2 separate regions of the Mus musculus genome follow, and region 1 is linked to region 2. A link is a loop called in an ENCODE intact Hi-C map of the cell type or tissue named here. Cell type or tissue: left cerebral cortex. All regions are shown on one strand. Links, peaks and the distances in the headings refer to the core of each region. The heading gives the core; the rest is flanking DNA.

What was found. Hi-C counts contacts between places; a loop is a spot of excess contacts. Peaks named below come from ENCODE experiments on the same cell type or tissue, not always from the same donor. Only the 100,000 strongest peaks of a DNase experiment are listed, where the experiment ranks them.
Region 1: it touches region 2 in a loop (3.0-fold over the local background); 2 of 42 quality-filtered maps call a loop at or near these places.

What each region holds. Positions count from the first base shown.
Region 1 is chr11:103,665,931-103,681,458 of GRCm38, forward strand. It overlaps Gosr2 (golgi SNAP receptor complex member 2), which reads right to left. Exons shown (of 6, transcript NM_019650.4): 6 at 10,919-13,467. The coding sequence ends at 13,306. Among named protein-coding and RNA genes, the nearest start is that of Gosr2, 24 kb to the right of the region's middle. In left cerebral cortex, for the core only: CTCF peaks have their summits at 7,367 (motif pointing right), 9,822 (motif pointing left) and 11,270 (motif pointing right); DNase peaks (open chromatin) are centred at 9,826 and 11,275.
Region 2 is chr11:103,412,354-103,427,881 of GRCm38, forward strand. Gm39397 (a long non-coding RNA gene) reads left to right here and starts at 9,075. Exons shown (of 2, transcript XR_880238.2): 1 at 9,075-9,459; 2 at 9,559-9,689. It overlaps Plekhm1 (pleckstrin homology domain containing, family M (with RUN domain) member 1), which reads right to left and starts at 352. Exons shown (of 12, transcript NM_183034.2): 1 at 240-352. In left cerebral cortex, for the core only: CTCF peaks have their summits at 7,197, 8,054 (motif pointing left) and 9,150; no DNase peak of the experiment used is centred there.

The DNA of each region.
Region 1 (15,528 bases), core at 5,012-13,011, 260 kb after region 2:
CAGAAACAATGTGCAGAGGCCAGGAATAGGGGTTACCTGAGGCTCAAGAGAGGGGTGGCGCCCCTGAACAGCTCCAGGCTGGGGCTGTGTCTCATCTCTGAAGGTATCAGAGCATTTCTTTTCCCATTGGGTATGTAACTGGCTTTGCAGAAGTCCCCATTAGCAGCACTCTTACAGCTGGGGACACTGAGCAGGGGACGGGGAAGATCTTAATGCTGAGAGCCAAAAGACTGGAGGAACCTGGCTGCAACGTGGAGGGCAGAGAACCCCTGGGAGCGAGTTCCTAATCCAATTAAGAAGCAATCATGTGGACGTTTTTCTAAGACTGGCCAGTTACCAGGCACCTCCCAGGAGACTCTCTCTGGAGGCTTGACAGTTCACTGCTAAACCTGGGCTCTGGAGCTGTGGGCTGCTGGTACGGCAGGCAGCTGGGCGAGGAGCCCAGGCTCAGACAGCTGGGGTGGGAATCTTTTAAGGATGAACAGGATGGGTAAGGAGCTTGTTGTTGTCATGGAAACCAACCCTGGGTAGCTGAGACATGGCCCAGTGGAGAGAATACCACCCACTACTAAGCTTCCCTGTGGGCGGCCAGCAGGCACCTCCAGAACCCACTGTTCTGGCCAGCTTAGACACTGTGTCCATCCCATCTCTGCCTGCCTCCTAGGGACACCGCAGTCTGGCTATGTGAGGAAGAACTTAGACCAGTTCCTGAGGGGTCTGGAGAGATGCTTTGAAACCAGAAAAAAAAAAATCTTTTTGGCATAGCCCCTACTTCCCTTACCTAGCTGTGTTGAGCAGAAATATGGCACAGGGCCAGTGTGTAGGAACTGTGGCTAGGACCAGGGTCCCAGGCCAAGGCTAGGATGGGATGTTCAAGGCAGTAGAATAAAGTGGCAGAAGCCGTGAATGCCAAATATGTAACCTTCTCTCTGCCTCCAGCTGTCACCCCTAGCGGGCTGGGTGGCCCCTGACACGTTGTCTTTCCCTGAGAAGTTTCCTTTCAACTACACTGATCCTGTTCTTAGACTTAGAACCGGATGCTTTCGGTCTCATCAAGCCTCAGGACTCAGCCCTGGAAAGTATCCGGCCCCTGCACAGGGTACCCTCAAAGCGTCAGGGTCCGGGCTCTTCTCGGGTCAGGTGCTGGGGCAGCCCCTTTCTGGAGTCTTCCCAAAGCTCGGGGGCGATCTGTGCTCACACAGGGAGGGTTCCTCAAGCTCACAGCTACCCCTCGTTGCCTGTGGAGACAGGCCTAATAGGCAGCCTGTTGCAATTCTGCTTCCGTTTTCAATAGGTGTTATTTTAATTGGGCCTTTCCCTGGGACAGACATGAAGGAAAAAGCAATTTGCAGCGCAGGCTTTTGGCTCTGGGACTGAGCCCACGCTCAGCAGTTCCACTCCCCGTGCCCCCTCTCCTCCTTTAGTTCCCTCTCCTGGCCTTGTTGCTCCCTTGCCCTCAGCATTTCCCCAAGTAGTGGCATCCTGCCCACCCTAGATAGAGCAGCAGAGAGCGTGGGCTATGGTCCGTGAGGAAGGAGACAATCCAAAAGCCCTGCCAGGGGGTCACCAATAGGAAAGAGATGTGTGGGGGTAGGTGGGTGGGTGCCAACTCCCGTGGACTCTCAGAGATACTGAAAAGGCAACAACTGCAAAAGAGGACCTCAAGTTCCCATAGTAAGAGAGTGAGGGGCTTGAGAGACAGCCCAGTGGTTTAGGGCACTTTCTGCTCAAAGAAGAAGGGTTCCCAGAAACTGCACGGAGTGGCCCATAACCATATATAACTCCAGCACCAGGAGATCTGACAGCTTTTTCAGGCTTCCAAAGACATCTGCATCTCTCTCTCTCTCTCTTTCTCCCTCCTCCTCCCCTTCCCCTCTCTCTCACCCCCTCACACAATCTTTTTTCAGTTTTTAAAAAGAAGTTATCTAGGGGCTAGAGAGAGATGATGGCTCAGTGGTTAAGAGCACTGACTGTGTACTGGCTAGTTTTGTGTGTCAACTTGACACAGGCTGGAGTTATCACAAAGAAAGGAGCTTCAGTTGAGGAAATGCCTCTATGAGATCCAACTGCAAGGCTTTTTCTCAATTAGTGATCAAGTGGGGAGGTCCCCTTGTGGGTGGTACCATCTCTGGGCTTATAGTCTTGGTTCTATAAGAGAGCAGGCTGAGCAATCCAGGGGAAGCAAGCCAGTAAAGAACATCCCTCCATGGCCTCTGCATCAGCTCCTGCTTCATGACCTGTTTGAGTTCCAGTCCTGACTTCCTTTGGTGATGAACAGCAATGTGGAAGTGTAAGCTGAATAAACCCTTTCCTCCCCAAGTGCTTCTTTGTCATGATGTTTGTGCAGGAATAGAAACCCTGACTAAGACAAATTGGTACCAGCATAGTGGGGTATTCCTGTGACAACCTGACCTTGTCTTGGGGAGGACTGTGGAAGGACTTTGGAACTTTGGGCTTGAAGATCCATTCGTTGTTAAGAGCTCTGTCAGATGTTGTGTAGGAGCTTGGAAGATAATGTTGAGAACAGTGCAGAAGATGGAGAGGTCTGGCTTGTGAAATTTCAGAGGGAAGATTAAAGACTCTTTTCAGGGCCATTGCTATTTTAATTGGGAAGATTCTCTGGTTCTGGTTAGCTGGGGCTGAGGAATCAGTTGTGATTAACAAGATACCAGAACTACTAAAGTGAAACTTTTGCATTACTGGGACTATTGATGCTGGTTAGCTGGAGCTAAGAAATTAGCGGTGATTAAGAAGAGACCAGCATCGTTGAGATGACATCTTCTGGGAAATGCTTTCTGAGAGCACAAAAAGGCTGTGTTCCAGAGATAGCCAAAGTTGTACCTCGTGCAGCAGCAGGACTTGGTAATGTGTAAGAGTCACCCAGGTGGTACTGGTTTTGAAGGCATGAAGGGGTCATGCAGAGCAGCTGAGGCTCGGCACTGTGATAGGCCATGGAAGGCCATTGGTGAAGGTGCAGCCTCAGTTGCAATTGATGGCCCAGGACAGAAGGGGTCATGCAAAGGAGTTGAGGCTTGGCACCATGAAGAGAGCCTATGAGAGGCTGTTGATGAAGCCTAGTTACAGTAGAAGACAGCAGTGTTTTGGAGATACCAGTACCATGAGATGACCACCAAAAACAGCAGCAGCAGTGGAGTACAGGCAGCTGGAGCCTAGAAGACAACGTGTGTGCTACAACGGGCAAGGCTAGAGAAGTGACCCAAGCCCTTGGAGGAGCCCAGAAGATCGTGAGTTGGACCCCAGACATTGGACAATTGGAGGTTGATTTTGCTTTTCATTGTGACCGTGCCCTGATGCTTTTCCCTCTTGAAGGAAGTATTTTAGTGGAACCCACAGTTAAGAGACTTTTAATTGTAAAAACTTTGGATTTTAAGAGAGATTGAAATTTTAAGAATTTGCAAAGACTGTGGGACTTTTAAAGTTATTTAGATCTTGGGGATGAATAAGAAACTAAGGGTTGAGGTTTAATAGTGATGTGTTTGTGAGTCAAGTCGACAAGGTGTCAATTGTACTAGCTAGTTTTGTGTGTCAACTTGACACGGGCTGGAGTTATCACAGAGAAAGGAGCTTCAGTTGAGGAAATGCCTCCATGAGATCCAACTGCAAGGCATTTTCTCAATTAGTGATCAAGGGGGGAGGTCCCCTTGTGGGTGGTGCCATCTCTGGGCTGGTAGTCTTGGTTCTGTAAGAGAGCAGGCTGAGCAAGCCAGGGGAAGCAAGCTAGTAAAGAACATCCCTCCATGGCCTCTGCATCAGCTCCTGCTTCCTGACCTGCTTGAGTTCCAGTCCTGACTTCCTTGGTGATGAACAAAAGTATGGAAGTGTAAGCTGAATAAACCCTTTCCTCCCCCAAGTGCTTCTTGGTCATGATGTTTGTGCAGGAATAGAAACCCTAAGACATACTGCTCTTCCAGAGGACCCAGGTTCAATCCCCAGCAACCACAAGGCAGCTCACACTGTCTGTCACATCTGTTCTAAGGGAATCTGACACCCTCGAACAGACCTACATGCAGGCAAGACACTAATGTGCATAAGATATAAATTTTAAAAAGAGGAGACAGCTAGCCTGTCTTTTGTCTTTCTCCCATGACTTCTCCAGGAGGCCTTAGCAGGACATCCTCATAGGATATTCTCTCTCTCTCTCTCTCTCTCTCTCTCTCTCTCTCTCTCTCTCTCTCTCTCTCTCTCTCCCTCTCCCTCTCCCTCTCCCTCTCCCTCTCCCTCTCCCTTTCCCTCTCCCTCCATCCCTCCCTCCCTCCCTCCACAGGTATTTGTTTGCATGTATGTCTTATTTACCACATGTGTGCCTGGTGCCCTCAGAGACCCTGGGAATGGAGTTACAGTTGTGAGCCACGATGTGGATGCTAAGAATCGAGCCCCAGTCCTCTTAAAGCACATCTCTCAAGTTCCTGGTTTCCTCTTCAACCTCTGCTGCTTGCTTCCATTTTGACATTCATCAGGTGTCTGACTGTGGGGAGGCATAGAGAACGCAGGAGACAGATTCCTGAGCCGGCTCTCAGGTACCCTGCATGTGGCCCCTCCCTGCCCCCCTCCATACTCAACTCCAAGCCCCAGTGCCCACTGTAGGATCTCATGCAATTCTCAGGGTGCACCAGTCCACTCACAGCTCTTCCTCTGCCCTGACTCTCCTCTTAGGTGCTCCTGGCCAAGGCCTAGTGATCCATCTAGAGCCTTCCCCCATGTCGCCGTGGAAATGGGTCCTGCCGTACCCCTACATATCTTATGGCTGGGGTGAGGAAGTGGAATGTGGGTTTACTGTACCACTGTAAACCACGTGTGAACGGAGACATGATTCTGGGGAATGTAGCCTGCCATAATCTCCAGAGATATCTGTCCCCTGGTGTCACCCAATGCCATCTGCTCTTCCTAATGAGCAAGAGGTGGTTGGGAGCTTGACTGCTGTAGTTGGGCAGGTTTGGCAGAGTGATAGCCTACAAATTCTAAGGCCTGCTCATGAGATGTACAGATCCTGTCTAGTTCTTGTTTTCGGGTACCTCCCTTGGATCCCGGGTCCATGCTATGAGGAGGCCCTGGCCACATGCTTGAGTGTGCTGGTGCTGGCTTGGCAGCAAGTACCACTTGCTCAGGTGGTGAGCATTCTCAGGACTTTCCTCTGTAGCCTTGGGATCTTCCAGCTGAGGCTCCAAGATGTCACAGAGCAGTGACATGCTATACTAACCATGTCTTGTTCCTCAGCAGTTGTGAGGTGCGGCACTTGAATGCTGTGCCATGCAAACTAGTAGTGGTTTCCAGTGGGTGCCTTCAGTATTTATGGCCTGAATGGCTGAAGTCTAGCACATAGGATTAATCTTGACTGTCAAGATGAATCACCTAGGGGACAAAGATTTGAGTACGTCTATGATGGTGTTTTACAGAGAGGCTTAGCCTGCTGTAGGTGGTACCAGTCTCGGAAGAGACTGAATACAAGGGAGAAAGTGAGTTGTGCACCACTGTCTATCTGCTTCGTGGCTGCCAACATAGCATGATCAGCCGCTTCCCTCCCTGTGGCCATCACGCCTTTCCCACCATGATGGAATGAACCATAAATTTCCTGGGAGCCAAGACAAACTTCCTTTCTATGGGTTGCTTCGTCAAGTATCTGGTCCCAGCAAGGAGAAAAGTGACTCAAAGAGCGGGTGATGATTCCAGTCTGGCCTTTCCATCACTGCTCATCTTTCCTTCATTCTCTCTCCACAGTTCCATGGCTCACAGGGAACCCAAGGTAGCCCAAGCCTGCCTCTGTGACATTACTGAGTCTTAAAGCAACCCACCCCATAAGCTTTCCAAGATCTTCAAGTTCCTACTGTTCCATCTGCTTGAGTTGAGATTTCTAGTACTGACTATCTGGGTCATCATCAGATTCACATCTCAACATATATACATATATATATGTATGTATGCATACATACATATGGATATATATATGTATGCATACATACATATGGATATATATATGTGTATGCATACATACATATGGATATATATGTATATATGTATGTGTATATATATGTACATATATGTGTGTATATATGCATATATATACATATACACATATATGTATATATATACACATACATACATATATATGTATATATATATATATATAAATCGTTCTTGCTTCATATCTGCATATGCACACATGCACACACCGGGAGTATACATGTCAGAGGACAGCTTTATGGAATTGGTTTTCCTCTTCTGCCTTTATGGGTTTAAATGTGGGTCACCAGGTTAGGATAGAACATGCATTACCTGAGCCACCTCGATGCCCCTGCTTCAAAAATGTTTGTGTTCTCCTCTGTGCTGTATGCCGTTATTAACATCCCCCACATGAAGGCGCTGAGGATGAGTGGGGACCAATAACAATAAACAGGGCACTGGAGTGCAGCCTGTCCAGCGCCAAGCTCACGTAATGCTGATTAACAATAGCAAAGTTTGTGTGATTGTCCAGGCCTAAGCCTTGGCTGCAGACACCCCGAATCAGAGGAGTTACTGATCCCATTGAGGTAAGAGAAGCACATGAGAGAGGATGTGGCTTGCTCAAGTTCACACAATAAAGGGACAAGCTGATCTCCACAATTAAGTCATACAAACTCTTCTGACTTCTTTAAAAAACAAAAAAACAAAACAAAAAAATCACTTCCATTGACTGTGCTCTCAAATGCAGGTGTGTGAGCCTTCCTTAGGGAGTGTCTTTATTAGCCCATTATACAGACAGGAAACAGACTCAGCAGATGAAAGTCAAGGTTGGGGATGGTGACTTCACTAGGTTGGAGTTGGTGAGACCTGGCTACTGGGTGCTCCTGAGGAGACTTGTAGAGCCACAGTACACTCCTTCCTAGGTAGTGTGGTCCTAACAGCTTGAAATTCAGGAATGACTTAGGCCCTTCCCTACCCTTTTGGGTTCCAGAATGACATGGTACCTCCACCTGCACCTACTCCCATCCTGTGTCCCCCTCCCCAGCTTCCCTCCCTCTTCTTTGCTCAGTGCCCCCTAAAGCCAGTTCACTGAACACTAAACCCACTCCTCCTATCTGCCTAGGTCCCTGCCTCAGTCTCCAGCCCACTGCAGTACCCTTCAAGAGAGCCTACTTACCTAGTCCTGTCCCTCTGGATCCCAGGCAACGCTGCCCCAAGTGCCTGGCATCTAATTGCCGCCCCATACTATCTAATAATTAAGTTGGCCTCTTGATGGCCCTTTTGCCTCTGCCTCCCAAGTGCTGAGATTCAGGCCTTCATTACCATTCACAGCTTAAACGGACTTCATGGTTTTATATGTATGACTGTTTTTTCTGGGGGCGGGGGCATATGTGTGCACATGCATGCACATGCATGTGAAGCCAGAAGAGGGCACTGGATCCCCTGAACTGGAGCTACAGAGGGTTGTGTGAAACAATGTGCATTCTAAGACCGGAACCTGGGTCCTTCGCAAGAGCAGCAGCTCGTGCTCTATAGAGAGTAACCACTCTTCCGCCCCTTAAGTCGACTTTATGTTAGAAGGTGGCAATGCTGGGTGTGAGCTTTTTCCTTCACTGGGTTTCCCAGGGGGTCCCCATCTTTAACCAAGTGCAAGTAAGAGTGACCTTAACACTTATATTCCCGTGTCTTCTTATCAGAGATGACTACAGCTCTTGTTCTGAAATTCAGCTTTTGGCGTGGCCAACTGAGGGTCTTCTGGAGTCCCTAGACTGTGGTAAAAGGCTGCTTTCTGCCACAAGTGGAAAAAGAAATGGTTTCTCGTCTTAAATTGCTGTGGACACCGAATGCACACTCTAACTGTAACAACAGAACTTGACCAGCACGGGGAGACTGAGGTTTCATCTCTAAAACTTTTATCTTTCCCAAATTCACATCTGCAGAGGTCCCGTGGCTCTGAGGTTGCCCTGCCCTCCCACAGAGGGCATCTACTCCTTGCCTCTCTCACCCTGTGTCATGTGTCAGCATGTGTCAGCATGTGTCAACATGTGTCAGCATGTCCCGGACACAGAAAACTCCTCTTAAAAGTGTGGGGAGGCTACAGGGTGGGCTCTGCCCACATGACACCTGTTGCCATATTGGTGATGAGAGAAATCAATGTCTTCCTGCACCGCCCACACCCGTATCTCTGACAAGTTAACACCCACCACGCAATCAGCTCTGCCTCAAGCCTCTCTGTGTCTTAAGGGCAGCCAGCTCTTCCTGGGCTCCAGGCAGCTGCAAGGGATGGGGTGCAGGGATGGGGTGGGGATGGGGTAGGGGATGGGCAGCAAGCCCTCCCAACAGGTGTCTGTTTCCTGCAGCCAAAGGCTAGTTAGAGCGTATTAACGTGACAGACACCCTGCTCTTCTCAGCCCCTTTGGCTCTTCATCTCCTCCAAGCCCGTTATTGGCTATCATCTCTGGAAAAGCCCGACCTAGTAAATGTCCCTACTGGGACAGCTGTTGAGAGACATGGTCCCTCAGTTGTGGGGACTCTGTGTTACCTTGTCCTCTGGCTGGAGGACTAGGGCTAATCTCTGAAGCTAGATGGGGTTAACAGTGCACCACACTGGGAAGGCACTGTGAGCCCTCCCAGGAGAGCCTCTGAGAAATTCCAAAAGAACCCAGGCTCTGTCCCACACCAGGTAACTCAGAGCTTCTTGGAACTGACCCCTAAACTTAAAAAAAAAAAATCCTCCAGGAAGTGGCCAAGGCTGAGAAGCACCGCTTTAGTGACAAGAACTGAGCTTGTTGTCACTGTGGTCCCCTCTCCACTCCCTCTCTGGACTACAGCAGCCTCAGCAGCGGCTCAGCAGCTCTCACTAACAGCTGGAAGGAGGGGCTCTAAGACACCACCACTGGAATGGCAGAGTCAGAACAGCCTCTCACGTGGCCCGTCCCCTCACTCGGGTACCCAGAATTGGTCATCACTGTCTCCCACTATTTACTAGGGACTGGGATGACTGCTCCTGCTGACCTTTCTACTTTAAAACCCGACGCTAGTCAGTTTCTGCCCTTTACTTCCCCATCTGCTGCTGCTGAGCCCCCATGAGCATGTGGACCACAGCATTCGTAGCCATGAACTCAGGGTTAGGCTTCTGGGTATGACCACAGCTGAGCATTGAGCTCTAAACCCGTATGATGGGGCTAGGCTGGATTGAGGCATCTCCTGTAGGTCACTGACATGAGAGCTTGTGACCATATGACTGCCTACTATGTGCTGTGTGCCCTGACGCCCAGTAGGCAGGGAACACAGAGCCCCAAACCAGGTGTGACGTGGGAGAAGGGCTGAAAATGCACTATACAGATAGTGGAGGGCTGGCCTCTCACCCTGCAGTACTTTACTCAGGAGACAGAGCGCCATCAGCCAGTGAAGACCACCACTGGCCAAGGGCCATTTTAGGCCCTTCCTGATGGCCTAATGTAATAGAACCAAGAGTGAAATCCATGAGGGCCATCTAGTCTCAGACTGGCATTCGTGTCTGCAGCCGAGGTTATATCTGCACATGACATTTATCTGGGCAATGCACAAGGTCCACTCTGCATCCACACTGACAGTCAAAGTAAAACACTTCCACGTGGGGGACCGTGGTGTAGAGATGAGAAACGTTCTCCATGCCTGTTTGTAGCATGCAGAAGTCCTGAGGGGCGGGATGGAGTCCTGAAAACTGCTCGGGTTTCCTTGGTCATCTTTTGCCAGACTTCTAGAGTTCTAAAGCAGCCCAGAGCTACTGTACTGCCAAGAAACTTGCACCTCACAGGAATCAGCATCAAGCAAGGGCCTGAGAGGATCAGCCATGAGTAGAGATATATCACCCTCTAGTGGCAAGGTGTGGACATGGCACCTTCTAGCACCTGGAGACATTCGTGCTGCCTTGTTGCTCATTCCTGGCAGAGCATCTTCAGGGATGGGAGAAGCAGGTTGGTGGAGCTGGGACTACAGCCACACAAGGAGCCAGCTTCTCTGGAAAGCCATTAGCCCACTGTCTGCACAGCAGGCATATCACAGAACCTAACTCAGAGGATTGGGAAGGCTGTCTCCTACACTAAAGGCTATGGGGAAGCTGGCAGTACAAAGGGTCTGTCTGGTCTTGGCCTGAGGACAGGTGACACCCCACCCTATTCAGTCAGCAACATGCTCCTCTGCCGTTGCGAGTTACAGGAGGACTCCCAGAGATATGGCGAGAGGGCTTTATGACCTGTGTTCAAGTTCTCCTGATATGACATGCCTCTGCCTTCACGTTTATAGTCCTAATTTTGTATTTTAGCCTATCTATTTCCTTTTATGTATATGGTGTTTTGCCCGTATTTCTGTGCACAAGCTGTGTGTGTGCCTTGGACCTTCCTAGAAGAGGGCACTGGATCCTCTGGAACTGTAGTGTGTAGTTAATATGGCTGTGAGCCACCATGTGGTGCTGGGAATCAAACCCAGAGAGAGCAGCCAGTGCTCTAACTGCTGAGCCCTCACCCCAGGCCCTACGTCCTTGCTTTAATTATGGGACCTGAACTGCTGATGGAACACAGTGCAGTGTGAATGCCAGGCTAGCACCCTGGCACCAAATGACAGCCCCAGCCCCCAGTTGTTTCTAAGCCCTTAACTCTTCTGGAATGAGGTAGGTAGGCTACACTAAGACTTCACTGGAAACTTGCCAGTCTTGCTCTTTGTACATATGCAGAGCTGGTTCCAGATTCTTCCCAATGCTATCAAGAGAACAGCTATCTAAGAGGTAGCGGCTCCAGCAAACACATGGCAGTTTACCTGGGAACCTTCAGAACTGTTCTGAATCAGGTCTGGGATGTCTTTCACTTTCTACAGCTGCTTCTGAGACAGCTAGCTACCCAGCCTATGGCTCTGAAACAGTGTATATGAATGCTCCTAGCCTAGGAACAAAGGGGTAGTCAAGACAAAGAATGCCAAGTGCTTCTTTAAAGTTTTCTAAATAAACCTCAACTTTATTCAGCTGACATGTTCTGAAAACAAGGGGTGTAAATAAATTGCCAATCAAAGCTATTTAAATTCAACAAGGCAAGCTGGCTTTTGAGAAAAAGCTTGAAATGAAACCTGTAAAACCTACTATTTACTTGGTCCTTGGATTTAGCATTCCTTCAAGTGGCCATACATGGAGAATACATCTATTTTCTTAGTCTTAGATTCCTTCTGGCACCCTACTAGCTTCAAACCCTGTCACTTAGACGACTGTACCAAGGTGCACACATCATCTGCTAGCTGCAGCTTCTGACAAGCTCTGATAAGGATGCAGGCCTCCTCCACTAGAGGGCATCCCACTCAGGCTAGGGGCCCTTCCCTGCTGGAGCCTGTAAGGACAGTTTGCCCAATCAGGTCAGAGTCATCTCACAAGGCACTGAATGGAAATTTGAGGGAGGGCAGCCTGGGCAACCAGCTCAATGCCCCTTGAGTCCAGATCCTCTGCGTCCATTCCCTGCCCCCAGGCAGTAGTGCTGACCTCACCACAAATTCATTCCAAAGGGAGACCTGGCTGTGAAGGTGGAACATCAAGTTCACTAAAGCCAAGGACTGCTACAAAGGTGGAAACCCATTATGTACTACAAAACACTGCTCCAACAGCCAATGAAGGGCAGGGGCTAGGGCCTTTGCTGCCCACATTTTGAGTTCAAATGGCTCAATTACAGCTTGTACATCTTCCAAAGCATGCTGTCTGGTGGGATCTTCAGGTGCCAGGGGGCACAGGAGTCAGGTCTGTGCAGTACAAACTCTATGGCCAGCCAAAAGCCCATGCCCATCTGCCTCCCCAAAGTGAGATCGAGGTGTGGAGATGCTGCAGGTCTCCTGTCTCTAGGGCCACTGTTTCCACTCTGCAGGACTAGAGGGGGCACATTCCCCCTTTCTGACCAGCTATGGCACATTTAACCTACAGGGAAAGAGCAACAGACATTGCATCTGACCAGAACTGAGCTAATACCCAGGAAACTCAAGTTTAAAGTGTGTATAGTTGATAAAGTTCCCCAAAAGGATGCCACAGATGTACCCGAGAGACCAATACGGCTACACAAGGGGAAGGGTGAGACGTAACACCTACTGTGAAGAGGGAGACAGCAGAGGACGCTTAAGCAAACATAGGAAGTAGGTAGGGCAATCAAAGGATGGATTAATACTGACCAGTTTCCAGTTCTTAGGAGTTCTGGCATGTTTTTCCTACTAGGAGGCTACTAAATTTAGAACTGTTTGGGTGGACAGGGCCTGTGACTGATGAACAAATAAACTCACTAGATCGTTCTAGTACTTGCAGAGATTAATACAATGTGTGCTCAAGATACATTAACCCTCACACAAATTCTGCATTGCACCAGGTACTGACACAGCCTCAATCAAAAAGTAAAAATGCTCTGGTCCCTGAAAGTCTCACAAAAACACACTTCCCAGGGACATCCCCAGGGTGGCCTGAAAGGGCTGGGGAAAATGGAGGCTTAGCTGATTGATATATTGCTAATATGTTTCAAGGGGTAGATAGTCAAAGAACTTGAGAGGGCAGAACTAGATGAATCTGCAGCTGACAAGTCGCCCATTGCTCATGGCTACTTTCAAAGTGGCAAAGGCCCATCTGTCAAAGCCTGGGTGCAGGTGCCAAGCTACCGTCTCTGAACTGTAAGAGCCACTGCCGTATTAACTGGAAAACATTGGTGACTCAGGGCTTCCGTGTCCAGACTGAACACTCCCTGGGACACTGACAAACACCCAGCAACCATGGCATGGAAACACTTGCATTATCAGCAGCAGCACTGATGTCTCTGCTTCCCTGGAGTAGCTGCTTCCAGGAAAGGGTGCTGGTGTTAGCAGTTAGTCACCTACATGTCATGTTTTCTTAGGGGCTGGGGCCAGCCAGTGGCTAGAAGCAAGGATGTGAGAACTGATCTATCCCAGAGGGCACAGGGAAAGACCTCTCTCCTCATCTTCTCACTTGTGCTCCAGCCCACTCCATCAGGAGTGAATAGTGTGGACAGTCCTGTGTAAAAGCCTCACCATGCACGCTTTCCAGGGCAAGCATCAGCTATGTGGACAAACCACAAAACCCAGCCATCCCTCCCCCAATGAAAGCCAGAGAACAGGGTCTTGACCCACTTCCTAAGCACCACACGTCTTGGTGACCCAAGGTCCTACTCCCCAGATGTCACAGAAAACAAAGCAGGTTTGATACTAAGCCACGATTAGTCCTGAGGGGAGAGGTGTCTTCACAGTTAAGGCATACATTTCAAAAGGGCCTCCCAGCCCACTTCTTGCTTGCACATGCGCACACAATGGGAAGGCTGTCCAGTGCTGGGTACAGCTGGCTCATGTCAGGTACTGTACCACGAGGAACATGACTGCACAAGTGAGCAGCATCCCACCGATCATGAAGTACTTGTCCTGGAAGGCCCGCTTCTCAATCAGCCTCATCACTGTGTTGGACAAGCCGAGCATGTTAGCAATGTCAAGGATCTTCTTCTGAGTCCCCTGGAGAGATGAGAAGAGAAAGAAAGACAGAGATCAGCCTCACTGTCAAGGGTGGTTAAAGGTCACCACAGCCAGGGTTTTACTAGCAGACACTGTCTTCTTGGTCATGCCCTGAGAAGATGAAAGAAAGCAGCATTCACCAGAAATAGATTCATTCTGCCACGGCCAACTAGTGTATGGTTGAAGGCTAAGAAGAAGCCTTTTAAACAAACGGTGCTGGAAATGGCCACATAGCACAGACATGCAGCATCCATGTACATAAGTAAGTACTGTTCACGTGTCAGTAAAACAGTGAACCTGGATTCACACTGCATACAGAAGCTGGGGCTAGGAGATGGCTCTGCAGGGTGCTCTTTGCTGTTCTTTTCAGGCATAAGGCCCTGAGTCTGGGTCCCAGAATCCATGTAAAACACCAGGTGTGGTTACGCCTCCAGCCTCACTGCTGTACGGCACTGAGACAGGAGGATTGCTGGGGCTTGCAGGCCATTAGACTCAGTGATGGGCAGTGTCAGAGAGTGATGGAGGACACCTGTGCATACTCACACATTATGATACAGATACACATCTTGGCAATAAAAAGGACCTAATTAACATATATAACCAAACATGTCATAACATGAATGAACTTTTAAAACAGAGGAAGAAGCCACACAACAGTATCAATGCAATCATATGAAGTTCACCAATATAACAAGAATTTTTCCAACCTTTGAAACTACTTTTTTATACCTAAGTCAATTCATGACAACTGTATTACATACATATACAAGCAGACAAATTCCTCTGCTAGTCTAAGATAAATTACACACAAGTGTTTTTTCTGGAGCTCATTAAATTTTTAGAGGCAAAGTGGCTCAAATGGGAACAAATACGCTCAGAAAACTATGGGAAAAACTAAGCAAGCGTGTTAAAGATTACTTACACAATCCACTGCACCTGATTTTTAATATTATTTTTGCTTGTTTTCAAGATAGGGTCTCCCTCAGAGTCCAGGCTGGCCTGGAACTCATGGTCCTCCTCCCTCATGCTCCCCAGTGTCAGGATTCTAGGCATGTGCTACATACCCAGCCTTTCCCAGCCTTCAAATATACAAGTGTCTACCATGTGCATCCAAATTAAAATTCTTACAATAGTAAGTGAAGAGCTGCTTCAGACTGGAGCTACTGTGAAAGGAAGGGCTTGTGGCAGAGGTGTAAGGTGAGCAGAGGGCAGACGGCAGACTCCAGGCAGACCAGACAATTCAAGTCTTGCTAGGATCAGGTCACTCATTCTTTATTATGTTCTATTTTGTTCCATATTTGCTTGCTCCACTATTTTGTAATTAAGGCCAAGGGGTTCAACTAGTCTAAGCATGCTAAACTACACTTCAATGTGTCTTACTCCAATATTTTTACTCTTCTGAAAATAAATAAAACTAATTTTTCCATACACTTTAAATATATATATATGTATATGTATGTGTGTGCACCACATGCATGCAGGAGCCTGCAGAGGTCAGAAGAGGCACTGGATGCCCTGGAACTGGAGTTACAGATGGTTAACCATGACGTGGGTGCTGGGATAGCTCCAATCTGCTGACAGAGCTGCCCTACATACCATCATTTCTAAGATGAAGCAAAAAGCAGCTGACCCTGGGTCCAAGGATCTCTACTGCTTTGGGGCACAGGACTGATGGATGAGTTACTGAACAGTGGTGAGAAGCAGCAGTTATTATTAGTAGGTCTTCTCCAGAAAGGCTTACATACAGCCTGAGACTCTGCTGGCACACCTGCTCAAAGCAGGAATTGCCACAATAGAGATCTTCAACCATGAGCAGTTCTGGGGCTCACAGCTCCAAGCAGCTCCATGTTAGCTTTGCGATAACGTCTCAAGCCGCTTTCATTTACGCACAGTGTATAAGCAAATGCGGCAGAGTCGTTTTGGTAGCACCCTTGCCTTATGAGCTGTCCTACTGCCCAGCCATGATCCAGCTGGGAGCAGTGCTGCCGTCAAGGGCCCAATTGCCTGAAATGTTCCATCACTACCAGTTTCCTAAAAATCTCCGCGACGGGCGACACACAA
Region 2 (15,528 bases), core at 2,759-10,758:
AAGACCGGTGGTTAGGGGACCCGGCTTGGGGCTGAGGTTGGCTGCGGTGGAGACGGAGGGGAGAGAGCCGGTGGCCACTGGCTGAGGTGGGAGCAGGCCCGGGCTGCGAAGGGCCGAGGTTCCCACCCCAAGTCTCCAGGCGCACAGGGGTCGCGAGTGGCTGCGAGGTTGCGGGCCCACCGCCGGGTCGCATCACCGCCCCGCGCTTCCCTCCACGTTCAGACCCCAGACTCACTCACCGAAGGGATCAGGAGCAGGTGGCGGCGCTCCGGGCGAAGCGAGACCCCCCTCGGTTCCGAGCAGAAGCTGCGGCTCCAAAGGCACTGACAACAGGAAGCGGCGCGCGGCGTCTGACGCCATCACGTCGGCTCCTCGCTACGGCCCCGCCCCCAGTCCTCAAAAACCAATCACTGGGCCTAGAGGAGCCGAGGGGCGGGGCCGTCAGCTCTTCCCTTGCCCCGGATTGCAGGGCTTCTTGGCTCAGGTGAGCGATCCTGCCGCTCTCGCTACTCTGGCTCTGGGTAGCGCAGAGAGGCTGGACCCTTGGAGCTTCGGGACTTCTGCGTCCCGCAGCTCTGCCCCTCAATCGCATCTGTGCAACTTTGGGGTTGTCGTGTTTGCCCCCTTAATCCGAAAATGCGCCCTGTTGCGCCATTAACCCGTATGTTTCCCTAAGGGCATTAGTAGTGGAGGGAGCAAGTGGATCCTGGGTCCAAGTGGGACCTTCAGGTCTGGTTTTTCCGGAGCCAGGAAACAGTTGTTTTGACTTGTCTCATACCACGTGATCGCCCTGAGGGCTCTCTTGGACCTGTTAGTTTAATTTGCCTGCGGTCAGCCCTTTGAGGCATGAAGCCCAGAGGACCTGCTTTTTGTCTTCTCACTATTTAATTGCTTTTGTTCCATTACAGAAAATGACAGCTGTCTCTCGGAATAGACGCGGAAGAAAACTGTCAAATGTAGCAACCGTGACTAATAAAGGGCAGGCTGGGCAGGTCTGAGGACCGTGCCCAAAAGGGAACCTAGGACCTAGGTGTGGGCCATAGAGGTGGTGACTGTAAAAGAAAAGACTCTCTGTGAGTTTATATGAACTTTGCTCCTATTGACTTAGAGGACCTTGTTTTCTTGGTGTCTTCCATCCCCTCTGGCTCCTACACTCTTTCCACCTCTCCCTTGGGGTTCCCTATCTGCTGTAGAAGGAAACTTCTCTAATGATGGCTGAACAAGGCATTGATCTATGAGTACCCAAATGTCATTAGGAGTCATTTTATCACTATGTCTTTTTTTTCCTTTTCTTTCTTTCTTTTTACCAGTTGTGGTTTGAATGTGCTTGGCCCATGGGAAATGGCACTATTTAGGAGGCATGGCCTTACTGGAAGAGGTGTGGCCTTGTTAGCGGAAGTATGTCACTGTGGCTTTGAGGTAATATATATTTGAATATATGTTCAAACATATATATGCTCAAACTCTGCCCAGTCTCTTGGTTGCCTTCTTTTTTCTTTCTTTCTTTTTTTTTTAATTTATTTTATTTTTATTATATGTAAGTACACTGTAGCTGTCTTCAGACACTCCGGAAGAGGGAGTCAGATCTCATTAAGGATGGTTGTGAGCCACCATGTGGTTGCTGGGATTTGAACTCAGGACCTTTGGAAGAGCAGTTGGGTATCTTACCCACTGAGCCATCTCTCCAGCCCTCTGGGTTGCCTTCTAATCAAGACTCTTAAAAAAAAAAAAAAAAAAAAAAAAGCTCCTCCCCCAGCACCACACCTGTCTGCCTGCTGCCACGCTAATGACGGAACCTCGGAACCTGTAACCCAGCCCCAGCTAAATGTGTTCCTTTATAGGAGTTGCCTTGGTCATGGTGTCTTTCACCACAATGGAACCCCTAACTAAGACACCAGTCTTATTTGCTTTTACCCTAGGTCCCTGGGCTATCTGGTCTTTGGTTCTTGGTTACCCCAAGCATGTTGGGTATGGGTTCCACCTGGTGAAGTGGGCCTTAAGTCAAATCCGTTACTGGTCGGTTTCTCCCATAAGCTTGGCGCCCCCATTGCCCTAACATATCTTAAAGGCAGTACGTCATTGTTATGCAGGGGTTGCAGCTGGCTTGGTGTTCGCGCTTCACATTTGGTAGTGTGCAAAGTACCCTCTTGTACCAAAGACACCAGAACATAGGGATAAAGGCTCTGTTTAGGCACCTACTCAGCATCTTCAGGTTCAGTGAGGTGTGCAGGTATTGTCTTAGCAGTGGAATCTTGCTGTTGGTTTGTGGCGAGCAACCTATAGGCTAGGCAACAACTTGGGTTGTTTGGTGATCCCCATGGGCCTCTTTGGCCAATGACTCAATTAGCTGTAACCCAGTCCCTGTACTGGAAGCTTTGTTTGGTGACAAGAGATGGCCAGTTCACAGCCTGTCTGCTGGATCATTTGGAGCTTTCATTTAGATTGCCTTCATATATGTATATATTTTAGGAAATCTGTCCTGTATTAGTTTTTCATATTACCCTTTAAATGCCCCCTTAATTTTAGCTGTCTCTCCCTGAGTAGTCTCTCCCCAAACCCCCTCCTCCTTCCCCACTTGATCCTCCTGTTCCAAGCCCGCATCCATCCATAATCTTTTCCAAAGAAGAGCTGTCTGTCCCCTCTATTCCCTTCCTCTACAGCTACCCGGCGTGGTTCTACAGATTGTAGCTTAGTTATCATTGACTTAACTGCTAATGTCCACATATAACTGAATAGACACCAGGTCTAGGATACCTCACTCAGGATAATTCTTTTTCTAGTTATATTCCCTTTGCCTATAAATTTCATGATGTCTTTTTTTTTTTAATGGCCGAGTAATACTCTGTTGTGTAAATGTACCACATTTTCTTTATTCATCTTCTACGGAGGGACATCTGTTTTTCAATTTCTGGCTATTGTGACTGGGACAGCAGTGAGCATGACTGGACAGGTGTTCTGTGGTAGGACAGGTAGGTTTTGTGTTCCATCCTTTGAGTATATGAGGGAGAGCGAGTTCCCATCTTCCCGAGGAACTGCCAGCATGGGTCTGCACCTGGTCCTCTGCATTTAGGTATCCAGTTTATGTTTCTGTGGGATTTCTGAGTGTGCAAACAGTGGGTCTCAGATTCTGTACCTTCTCTTAGCATGTTTCCCTTCCGTTCATGTGTCCTGTCCATCTTCAATGTGGTACTTTTTGTTTTAACTTATTATATTTTATTTTGTTATGTTTACAAAAAAAAAAAAGCATTCTTGAATGGAAACCTCGCACGAGGGTAAAGATTAACAACTGGACTGTTCATTGTACTTGGTGGGAGAAGGAAAATCAGGTTTGTTTTTTTTTTTTCCCAGTGACACTGGGAATATCAACCCCTCTAGGGCAGACCTCATGTCAGGAGTAGCTGAACCTGACTACACCGTTCTTGTGTGTGTGCCCGCGTGCTGGAGTGCTTAAACTTGGTTACACTTTGTTTTTTTCTTTTTGGGAGTTATCTTGTTTTCTTGGTATTGTATGGGGCCTTTGGGTTTTTGAGAAAGAACTTAAAGTTGGGAGGGGGAGAGGATCTGTAACAACTTGGAGGAGAAGAATGTCATCAAAATGTAATTAAAGTTAAAAATTGTTTTAACTAATAAAAATATAATTAAAAACAAGAGTGGCAAAAGAAAAACCAAACAAAACCAAACCAAGAGCATCTAGGTGGTAGCCCTCAATCCCCCAGTTTACTACTTCTGTGTGTGGTGGGAGGTCATAGATGATTTCATAGAATGTTCTCTCCCTGCCTTTACATGGGGATGGAACTTAGACCAGGCTTGCCTGGCAAATGCTTTTATCCTCAGCTATCCCTGACCATACTCTCTGCTGGCCTGAGTTCTGCTCCAACTCACCCTGAGTTTAGCCTCTAATAGCCAAGAGCACAGTGTCTGCTTCCAGAGTGCCTGCTTCCCATTTGGGGGTTAGCGGTAGGTAATTCCCTCATCAGGAGTGACCCCTCCTCCACAGCTGCAGGCTAACTGAATCTGAGTGTGTAGTGGTACCATTGATGGCTCAGAAGCAAAAACTACAAATTAAAGACACATAAACCATTACTATTTTTTTAAAATAATTTATTTTTATTTCGTGTGCATTGGTGTTTTGCCTGCATGTATGTCGGTGTGAGAGTGTCAGATCTCCTGGAGCTGCAATTAGTTCAGTTGTGAGATGCCTTGTGGGTGTTGGGAATTGAACCCAGGTCCTCTGGAAGAGCAGACAGTGCTCTTAACCACTGAACCATCTTTCCAGTCCCACAAACTATTTTTTGACATTGAGCAGTGTTTTTGATTGAATTTAGGGCTTTGCCTATATGAAACACTCTACCACTGAGCCATGTGGAGAGCTTTGGGGGCTGCCTTCTAGGAATTTGGCAGGAATTTGACATTGGGCTAGGACATGGAAGCAGGCTCAAGATGAATACAGCTGAGGGATGTGTTCTTTGAATGGTGATGGGTCTTCTTAAGACCCTGCGTACGGTAATCATGGGAACTTTGTTTATGCTTTGTTTGTTCCTTAACTACTCTGTTTATGCCTTAGGATTGACCGAATTCTTTGTATGTACCTAGAATGATGTAAAAGCAGAAAAATAAGCCTGCTTCAGAGTCAGTGCTGGCTAGGGTCATGTTATAGTGTTGTCTAATTGTCTTTTTCTTTTCAATCCTCACTCCCTCTCTTGAGACTCTATTTGGCTGACTCAGTTGGCTTGGTCAGAGATATATCCCCAACACCTACAACTTAAAAAAAATTAATGTCTTCAAGGGGCTAGAGAGAAAAGACTTGGGTTCAGTTCCCGAACACATTATTTCTCCCCCCACGCCTCCCCACACTGTGTGTGTGTGTGTGTGTGTGTGTGTGTGTGTGTGTGTGTATGCTTTTACACTTGGAGATCAGAAAACCACCTGAGGGAGGCTAAGAGTGTGTACCGTTCTTGCAGAAGGCCTGAGTTCAGTCCCTTCTACCCCTGTTGGGTGGCTCACAGCTACCCATGACTCCAGGCTGGCAGCATGGTGATGTTCACCTGTAATCTTAGCACTCGAGAGGCAGAGGCAGGTGGACCTCTGAGACTCCAGGCCAGGCAGGACTACACGGTGAGAGTGAAAACACAGGGGAGGCGTCCTGCATTGCACCCTTCTGGGCTCTCTTTGTGAAGACAGCTGCCATCCCCAGTGTTCTCTGTGTCCTTCCAGAAAGGCCCTATAGAAACATGATCTGTTAGAGCTGACGAAGTGAGCCTGGCATGGTGACATTCACCTGTAATCCTAGCCAGCCTGGTTTACTTAGTGTGTTCTATAGCAAGACTATGTTTAAAACAAGCAACAATAAAAATGGAGTAGATGCATGCTGAGGAAGTGGCCTTGAACCGTGGACCTTTAATCAGCTACATGTGGGTACTTAACACTTTAAACATGGCTTGTGTGATGTTAAGGGCTAACTCTTACACGTTATTTCATTTGCACTTATTAAATAGCTGTTTAATTTACATAGTGATAGGTGAGCAGTGACCAGTATTGGACCTTCTTTTCTCTACACAAAACACAATGCTTAGCATCACATTGTACTGGGATAGCCTCGCTACTCAACCCCTACTTAAGAAGATTTTTTTTTCTAGTCTCTCCCTCATTTTAAAAACTCACTACAGAGTCAACAAAGACTATGAGAAGAATGTTCCTAAAATACAAGAATAGACTGCAGACCTGCCTTCAGTCATTAGAATTCTCCTTAAGGAAGCCCCACCTACCTGGAGCAGTGGGAGCTGACCAATCCAGCTGTTCCTGTGTTTGAACTTGAATGACCTCCAAACGCCCACATGATAGTGGTTTGGTCCTTAGCCTGACGCTGTGGAGAGTTTATAGAAATGTTAAGAAATTGAACTTAGAAAGAGGTCTTTCAGTCACTAGGAATTGAGCCTCAGAGGAGACAATAGGACCACACCTCTTCTTCCTTCTTTTATACCCAGCTGTGAATATGTTTCTTCCAAGTGTGTGTGTGTGTGTGTGTGTGTGTGCAGGGTGTCACCATGTTGTACTGTCCCGCTGCAGGCCCACTCAGTGATGACTGATCCATCCAAAATCGCATGCCAAAGCAAACCTTTCCTCCTAAACAAACAAACACTACAAAAGGCCTGGAGCCCAGGGGCCATCAGTTTTTATGACAAGATATAAAGTCATCCACATATGTTATAATCAAGGCATCCTATGGCACACTGACCATCCCTTTCCTCTATCATCCTAACCTGAGATGACTCCATGCTGTGGGGACTGGGGAGTAACTGTCATGAGTCACCAACTGTCCTAGGGTACCCTCTGCATGCATGAGGCCTGGGCCCACTTCAGGGTTCATCACAGTCCTCCTTCAGTGGTTCCCCTAGGAAGGCAGCAGTTGCAGCAGGACAGCTGTCACGAGCCTTGCCTTTGCCTGGTAGTTACCCCAAGGAGCCTGGGAGGGAGTGGTCAGTGCTGATGGGCAAGCTCAGGACCTGGAGTTCTCAAGTGGGTCACTGAGTGGATTCACACCTTTAGACAGCTTTCCTAGCAGGACATTTTAGGTGATGCGAATCTTTTTGGTGGTGTTAGGGGTGCGGGGGGTGGTTCAGGAGTGGTGAGCTCTTGTCTCATTAGGTAGCCCAAGATGGCCTGGAACTCCTGAATGTGAGGATTGGGACACTATCTTCAGAATTCTCTGTGGGAGGCAATAGATTCAGGATTTGGTGGCAGAGACCCCTGGGTGCAGATCTCAGCTTCAAAGGGCACAGTCTCTATAGTTCGTGGATCATGCGATGCCTTGGTAAGCCAGTCTGTGTTCTACAAGTCACTTGTGGAGGGTGAAGGAAAAAGACTGAAACTGAAACATACTCGGGAATATTCCCAAGTCATTCATGAGGCATGGCTCAGTTCTAAGCACTTCAGGAAGGGTGTGGTTGAAGAGGAAGGAGTTATGGTTCTTGTCCCATCAGGGTTTCTGACACCAAAGAGAACTGAGTCCAGAGGCCACTTCCTGTCGCTATGGTGAACACTAGAAGAATGAGCTCAGGTTTATGCAGCCTCCAAACCAGGGCTCCTCATACCCTGGCAGAGTACCAGGTCTCAGTCTCCAGCACCTCCCAGCATCCAGTCTCATTGTGGCTGCACTGCCCTTTCCTGTCCCCCGGCACCGGGCTTCCCCTAGTGGCTTGCCTTGGCCTGTGGCATGAAATACTAAGCCTGTGCTTGCGGAGACTTCCTAAGGTTGTGCTGGCCTCTGCTTTCGCAGAAGAGCTTCTCCTGGGTACCTGCTGCCTCTCCAGCCTGGGTGACAGAGTCAGCAGGATGGAACTGGGCTGCAGGGGCTCAGAAACCAGCCAGCAGTACGTGTCCATCGCTAGCATAGTCGGCTGAGGACCCGTGAGGATTCTTGTCCTAACCCTTAAGTTTGAAGACGGTGTATTTCACTACACCATTGTGGCAATAGCTGACCTTTTATTAGGTTGTAAGTTCACGCTGAAAGGAGGAAGCAGCACCACAGTGTGTTACGAGAGAAGCGTACTGAGTTCTTACTGAGTACTCTGTTTGAGTCGAGGGCAGGGCACCCAGATGGTTCATTTGTTCAGTGGATAAAGGTGCTTGCTGCTGCCGATGCAAACCCGAGTTTGGTTATCATGAGTCCACGTAAAGGTTGAAGGATACAACCGACACCAGGAACTTCTGCACGCTGTCTAACCCGCACATACAATGATGAAAAGAAGTCTGGGATGTAGCTCAGTTGGCAGAGTGGTTGTCCAGCTCATGAACCTTTGAGATCCATCCCAGCACGGAAGCAGGATGGCACAGTCCTATAATCCCAGCACTCAGAAGGTGATAACTGTAGGGTCCTAATGTTAAAGTCTTTCTTAGACACAGGTAGTAGAGCAGCAGCCTGGGCTACGTGAGACCCAGACTCAAAACAGACCGACAAAACCAAAATTATCCTGGGCTGGAGAGATGGCTCAGCAGTTAAGAGCACTGTACTGCTCTTCTGAAGATCCTGAGTTCAAATCCCAAACCAGTTCAAACCACATGGTAGCTCACAACCATCTGTAATGAGATCTGACACCCTCTTCTGGTGTGTCTGAAGATAGCAACAGTGTACTTACATATGCTGGAGCAAGCCAGGCCGGAGTGAGCAGAGGTCCTGAGTTCAATTTCCAGCAACCACGTGATGGCTCACAACCATCTGTACAGCTATAGTGTACTCATATACATAAAATTAAAAAAAAAAACAAAATTATCTTATAGCCGAAACACATCATTTATAAGGCTGAGGCCGAGGGATCATAGTGACTTCAAGTCCAGCCTGGGCTACAGTGTTGAGACCCTATCTCAATATGTGTGTGTGTTTTATATATATATATGTGTGTGTGTGTGTGTGTATGTGTATATATGTGTATATATGTATATATGTGTGTGTATATATATATATATATATATATATATATATATAGTGTGTGTGTGTGTGTGTATGTGTGTATACATATGGAACACTTCACAAATGTGTCATTCTTTTACAGGACCATGCTAAGGTATGTATAATTCCAATTTTACTATATGTGCTGCAGGCTAGTGTGTGTGTGTGTGTGTGTGTGTGTGTGTATGTGTGTATACATATGGAACACTTCACAAATGTGTCATTCTTTTACAGGACCATGCTAAGGTATGTATAATTCCAATTTTACTATATGTGCTGCAGGCTAGTGTGTGTGTGTGTGTGTGTGTGTGTGTGTATGTGTGTATACATATGGAACACTTCACAAATGTGTCATTCTTTTACAGGACCATGCTAAGGTATGTATAATTCCAATTTTACTATATGTGCTGCAGGCTAGTGTGTGTGTGTGTGTGTGTGTGTGTGTGTGTGTGTGTGTGTAGTGGTGAAAGGGAAGGTACTACCATGTGTGTAATTTGTAGGTGTTGGTTTTCTCCTTCTACTGTTTAGGCACTGAGCTCCCTGGCTGAGCTAGCTGTCCCACTGACTGCTGTCCTCTGACTGCTGTCCTCTGTCTCCCTAGGGATACTGCAGTCTGAAGCTTTCTTAGCAGCCCCAAGTCCGAGTCTCAGGTTCCTCCAGCCGCAGAAGCCCAAACTTTCCATAGTGTGGCGCCAAACCCTCCTTCAACGTCACCATCCTCAGAAAGCCTCTTTATCCTCTTTCCACTTCTGCTGTAGGCTTCAAGTCCATGTCATCACTCCCTCTCCCTACACACACACCTCAGGGGTTGGGGACTAGGGACAGAATGCAGGGGCTCATATGTTAGGATGCTAGGTACAACTCCCCGTCCGTCCTTCACCGTCCCTTTCCTATTTTGAATGGGTGTGTTCCCCTCTTACCTCTCTTCCAGAACGCAAGATGACAGCTCACCATCCCACCAAGGCTTCGGAAGCCAGAGCTTGTGGGGCCTGGCAAGAGGCTCTGGGCTACAGGTGGGCACTCCATCTGGGCAATGCTATCTGTGTTGGGAAGCCCAAAGGTAAGAACCCAGCCTGCCTCTCAGACTTAACTAGACACCAATCTTCCTTTAGGGCTCCACCTGGGTCCTCCCCATTCCTCTCCCTGGTGACTCCCAGCCTGAAAGAAGCCAGAGGACTTTGTCATCTGTCTACCCTGTGGTACCTTAGTCCTTTAAATGAGTGTATAAAGCTTGCTAAATCTCTTTGTCTTGGAGATTGACTTGGGGATGGGGGAGGGGCACATAAGGATGGAAAGGGGAGGTGTTGGGGACCAACTGCTTAAATAAGTAGCCCAGTGCTGTTCAAGGATAGAGGTGCACAGATGGTATTTGAAGAAGTGACATTTCTTTATAATACCTTTTTTGGGCAATATCGTCATCCCCCCCATTCCCACACACACACACCAGGAGTTGGGGGACTAGGTACAGAATGCAGGGCCTCATTGCAGGGTGCAGTTTGAAAGAGGGCTACGCTTTCAGTGACCTGCAGACCATCTGGCCTTCATTACAGACAAAGTGAAGGATCCGTTTCAGTCATTGCGTCACCTGCTGGTTGGCTGGAATGACACTGTACTGGGTCTCTGACAGTTAGGCCTCCACCATGTAACCCCTTGTGGACCTCCAACTCTTAGAGAGCTGTGGACATTCATTAGTCTACCAAAAAGCTGGGCCAGGGACCAGGGTACCTTCAAGTTACAGGTGGGGTTTTCTCATCCCAGCTGGATATGGAGTTGTGGTGCAGAGTGACCTTCAACGTCCACCCCATTCTGTGCAGGGTCAGGAAACCCAGGAGCCACACACCATTGAACCCATGGCCAGAATATTACCTGCTGGTAATATGTTCTTGTGTAAAATTCATAAGGGGGGGGGAGAGGTGGCTGCCTTCTGATTCCTTCTCTGCAGTAGCCATGTACAGCACACCAGTCAGCAGCCAGGGGACCACGGGACTACAATGACTTTAGCAATGCTTATACAGGATTACCAACTCTTTGACTTTTCTGGAAAGCATCCATGTCAAAGGAAACAAAGTTAAGAGGTATAGCGACTCACCAGCTGTCCCTACCCCTAGTACCTTCAACAGAAATGACTAAGGACTTGCACAGAGTCCCTTGGAGATGTGAAGGTAGAAGGTAGGCTGTTTTGGAAGGGGACGAGGAGCTCCGCTGGGGAGAGGAGATGACAGGGTGACAGAGAAGGTGAATGTCATCAACATATGTTATACACATGTGAAAGCCATGGTGGGGCTGGAGAGGTGGCTCAGTTGCCAAAGAGCACACACTGCTTTCACTGAGCCTAAGCTCAGTTCCCAGCACCCAGGCCCAGTGGCTCACAACCACCTGTGATGCTGCATCCTGGAGGATGCGATGTCCTCCTGCTTCCCCGTGCACAAAACCACGCGCAGCCAGTATACATCATTAACAATAAAGTAAAACAAAGTTATAATGGAACCCGTTCTCTCAGACAGTCAGTTTACAGTAAACAAGGACATAGTAACAATGAAAGAAGTGAGTCTTTTTGGTGTGACATGTTAAGAATGGCTTCAAGTCTCTTGTCTGAGGGAATGTGCTCTATCAGGAAATGCGTATTTGGTACCTGCCACCCAGTTGCTGGCACAGAGCTCCTAAAGTACTTGGACGTTTTTATTGCAGTCAGAGTGCCATTTGTCTGAATGAGATCACTTTTGGTGAGTTTTGTTGTTGTTTTAACAAAGTTCAAACCATTAGGTTTTTTATCAATCAAACTCAGGAGCCAGATGCTAAGATGAAAACCTGCTAGCTCAGAGGAACAAAGAAAGCGCCCAGCTGACCTTTCTACTCCTCTGACATCCCAGAAGGAAAAAGCTCCCCCAACATCCAAGAGTGAAAAAAGCCATTTCTCCTTTTCTGCCCTGTTTTAAATACCTTTCAACCCAAAGGCCCCTCTTTCTGTGTAGTTGTGCTCACTCCTTGTCAGCTGGTCTTGCTCTGCCTCTTGACCTAGGGTTGACTTTATTTAGCTCTTGGATTTATGCTAGGACTGGGCCACCCCACAACTATCTGTTTACAGTAAACAGAAAGTTCTGGGATCAAAGGCTGAACCATAGCACAGTTAGAAACAATCCACAACCAAGAGATTCACAATGTGGTAAAATATCCTGCAAACAGGGTTTCTGGATAGAGATTAGTCCCCACCAGCCAGACCAAGCCACAGTTACCTGCTTGGAATGTTCAGCCTCAGTCCACGTGCCCTGGGGAGGGGTAAGGAGGTGGAGATGGAGGGTCAGGCCAGGTATGGTAGCTCACACTGGAAATCTCCACCTCCAGAATGCAGAGCATGCAGGATTACAAATTCTGGGCTAGCCTGGGCTAGCAGCAAGACTATGTCTCAAAAGTCAGTTGGGCTTGTATGATAAAAGATTCCATTGATGTCCCTAAAGATGATCAGGGTGGTTCTGGGTAATAAACACACCCACATGGAAGGAGAGTTCTGCCCCCACCCCCCAGCTCCATATTGCATGGAGCCTGCCCTGCTCACCTTCCCTGTGTGCTGTCATCTGCTCCCTGAATTCTTTGGGTAATGCAGTAGTGACCATTTTTCTGGCCCTCATGATTCATCCTAGCAAGTGACCAACCCTGAGGTGGCCGTCTAGCTGGTAGGATACACAAGTCACAACCTGGACTGTTACTGCCACCTCAACAGGGCCATCTAGTAGAGCTGAGCCCTTATCTGAGCAGTCTGACCCTGACTCTACCCTGACTCCAGTTACAGCAAAGTCCAGCAGATTCTGGGACCCCCTGCTGGTATATGCCCAGAGAACTCAAAAGTTGCTTGGTGTGGGTACACTCCCCCCCCAAGTTGGTGTCAGAAGGACTGAGAATGAGTGAAGTAGCAGAAAAAAGGGGGTGCTTAACTCTGCGTTCAAGTAGTTTAAAAATGAGCCCACAAATTCTAGAACCCCCTTTTCAAAAGATGGTGCCTAGCATCCCCTTCCTCACAACTGAGGATGGCTAACACAAGCATGTGCCTGCAAGGGTGCTCTGATCTCATGTGCAAAGGAGGGGAGGTGATTGCTCTGCCATTTCTGGGGCTAGAAGATTATAACAAGGACTGAAAACTTGTTTTGGGGAAAATGAGTAACGAAACTCTAAGTGGCTTTGTGCAAAGCTATCCCCCTGGATATGATCTATCAGTTGTATCTTGAACTCTTGAGCAGCTCTGAGGAGACCCTCATCAAGATTAGCTTGTGAGACTTTCTATCATGGAGCTGGGGAGAATCCCACAAGGCTGCCCCTCCCTGAGAATTCATGGGCAGTTAACAGTTACTAGGGAGAGGGATGCTTGAGTCCTGGCCCTTTAGCAGTGCCTTTAGAGGCAGTTAACAGTTCCTCGGGGGTGGGGCTTATGAGGCCCCGCCCACCCCCGCGGCTAGCTCTGAGCAGTTAGCAGATGCTGGTGTGGCCGGGCTGAAATAGGTGTAGTGGTACAAAAAGTTGCTCTTCCTATCAGCAGACAGTATAACAACATGGTCATCTCTGGGGCTCATGTTTTCAAAAGATGGTGTCTAACAGCCATTTCCCTTGGACTGTGAGCTGTTAGGTTGACTGGCATTCAACGGCTGTTCCTTGTGCCAAGGCAGAAGTGTTGCTATGTGCTTTCTCATGTGAGGCCATAAGAGAGCTTCTCTCTCTCCTTCTTCCTCCACCTCTTTTGAGCCACCATGCTTTAATAACAGACATTTAATCAAGAATCATGGGGGAAAAGACCTGCGTGGGCAGGAACAGAGGAGTTCTCTCGACAACCAGCCGTGTCATTCAGGGGGCTGAAACACCTCGCAGATGGATCCTCTTTGGATGGCCACAGCCATCTTAACAGCATCATCACAGACTCATAGTTGGGACTGCTCTAAAGTTATTTATGAACTCTTTTAACCATAACAAATTGTGAGGGATAGGTGCTTATTAACATTTTCAGTCAGTTTTGGTGGGGTGATGTAACATCAGCCTGGAGACCCTCTGAGCTGATCTCGTGACACTTGTGACATGGCTAGGGACCCCTGGGCTCTAAGTCGTCCCTTCCATTGAAGAGTCCTCACTGGTGGCCCTGAACACACATTTCCTTGTCTCCTGTCACACGAAGGGGACACTACCAACACATGTCGCAACTATAAAATAAAGTGTGGGGGACGAAGGAGGGTCTTACAGAATGATAATAGAGTATGTTCAACCCCTCCTCCTGCAGCCTCCCCCCCCACCCCAAGGTTTCCCCAGAGCCAGGTAGTGTCTAGCTTCCAGCCTAGGCCCAGCTGCTCATGCTAATGGTTTCCCCGGCTGCCTCGCTTTGCCTGTTCCCAACAAGACCTCTTCTGTGCCAATCACAGATTGTTTTATTTCACCATCTTGGGAGGGTTATCTGATTCCTTTGCTAGGTCTCAGTGATGCCATTCAGTGTGTCCAGACGCTCCTCCCCGCCCCGGCTACAGCCAGGTTGTGTGCCTGGCCTGAAGACAGACAGGGCATCCACAGGCTGGCTTGCCAGGCAGCAACTTTTCACTAATAAACTCTGCCCCACATGGCTCCCTTGTGGGTTGAACCTCTGATATTTTTCCTGGCCCATTCCCTCTGATCCTCTTGTTTTTTCCTCTGTATAATCTGTCCATCCACAACCCATTTCTTAATCTATGTAGGCAACGAGCATAAGCGCCCAGAGTGAATCCCCCATTTAAAGAGCTATCAGTCAAGCTGCCTGGACCAGAAGAGCTCTGTGTAGTTGGCTGTTAGTATAACTTGGATTTTAAGACTCCACAATACCTGGTGGCGATTGTGGTGGTGCACACTTTTAATCCCAGCACTTGGGATGCAGAGAAAGGTGGATCTCTTGAGTTTGAGGACACAGCCTTGTCTACAGAGCAAGTTCCAGAACAGCCAGGACTATTGTCTTAGTTAGGGTTTTACTGCTGTGAACAGACACCGTGCCCAAGGCAACTCTTACAAAAGACAACATTTAATTGAGGCTGGCTTACAGGTTCAGAGGTTCAGTCCATTATCATCAAGGCGGGAGCATGGCAGCCTCCAGGCAGGCATGGTGCAGGAGGAGCTGAGAGTTCTCCATCTTCATCTGATGGCTGTTAGCAGAATACTGGCTTCCTGGCAGCTAGGATGAGGGGTCTTAAAGCCCACACCCACAGTGACACACCTACTCCAACAGGGCCACACCTTCTAATAGTGCCACTCCCTGGGTTGAGCATATGCAGATCACAACTATATAGATCCTCCACCCCATCTCCCCCCCCAAAGACGCCCTAATTTAGAGAATACCAAATACAGAAAATAGAAATCAAAAGCATCATCAAAGGCAGGCAATTAACTGTGAAGGAAAAGCAGACCTGGAGACTTAGGGCAGAAAGAGCAGCCGTAACCTCACGATCCCAGCACCCTAACCTGCTAACCTGAACCACCGACGGTGCGGCTGTCTTCCCACAGGCAACAGCTTGTCTAGCACAGTGTGATCTATAGTTGAGATCCCAAGTGGGGGATCTGTGTCTTCCCCAGTCTTGGCCCTGGACCACTGCAGCCTCACATGAACCTCCCAGGTCCAGCCATCTCAAAGCATATGTTCCCTGTGTCATCTGGCCAATGTCAGAGGCACACAGGCTGGGGGAACCCAAAGCTCTCTTTAAAATCTAGTAGACCCAGTGTAAAATGATGCCTCAAGAGATCCAAAGAACCTCCTTCATCTAACAGGAAATGCACTGACCACACCACATGGCACTTGATACACCGAGAAAACGCTGCAGCCACCCCATTTGATAAAAAGAGCAGGGGGCTGGGGAGATGGCTCAGTGGTTAAGAGCACCATCTGCTCTTCCAAAGGTCCTGAGTTCAATTCCCAGCAACCACATGGTGGCTCACAGCCATCTGTAATGAGATCTGACGTCCTCTTCTGGTGTGTCTGAAGACAGTGACAGTGCACTTACATATAATAATAAATTCTAAAAGAGAGAGAGAGGGAAGAAAGAGATTGAGAGAGAGAGAGAGAGAGAGAGAGAGAGAGAGAAAAGAGCAAC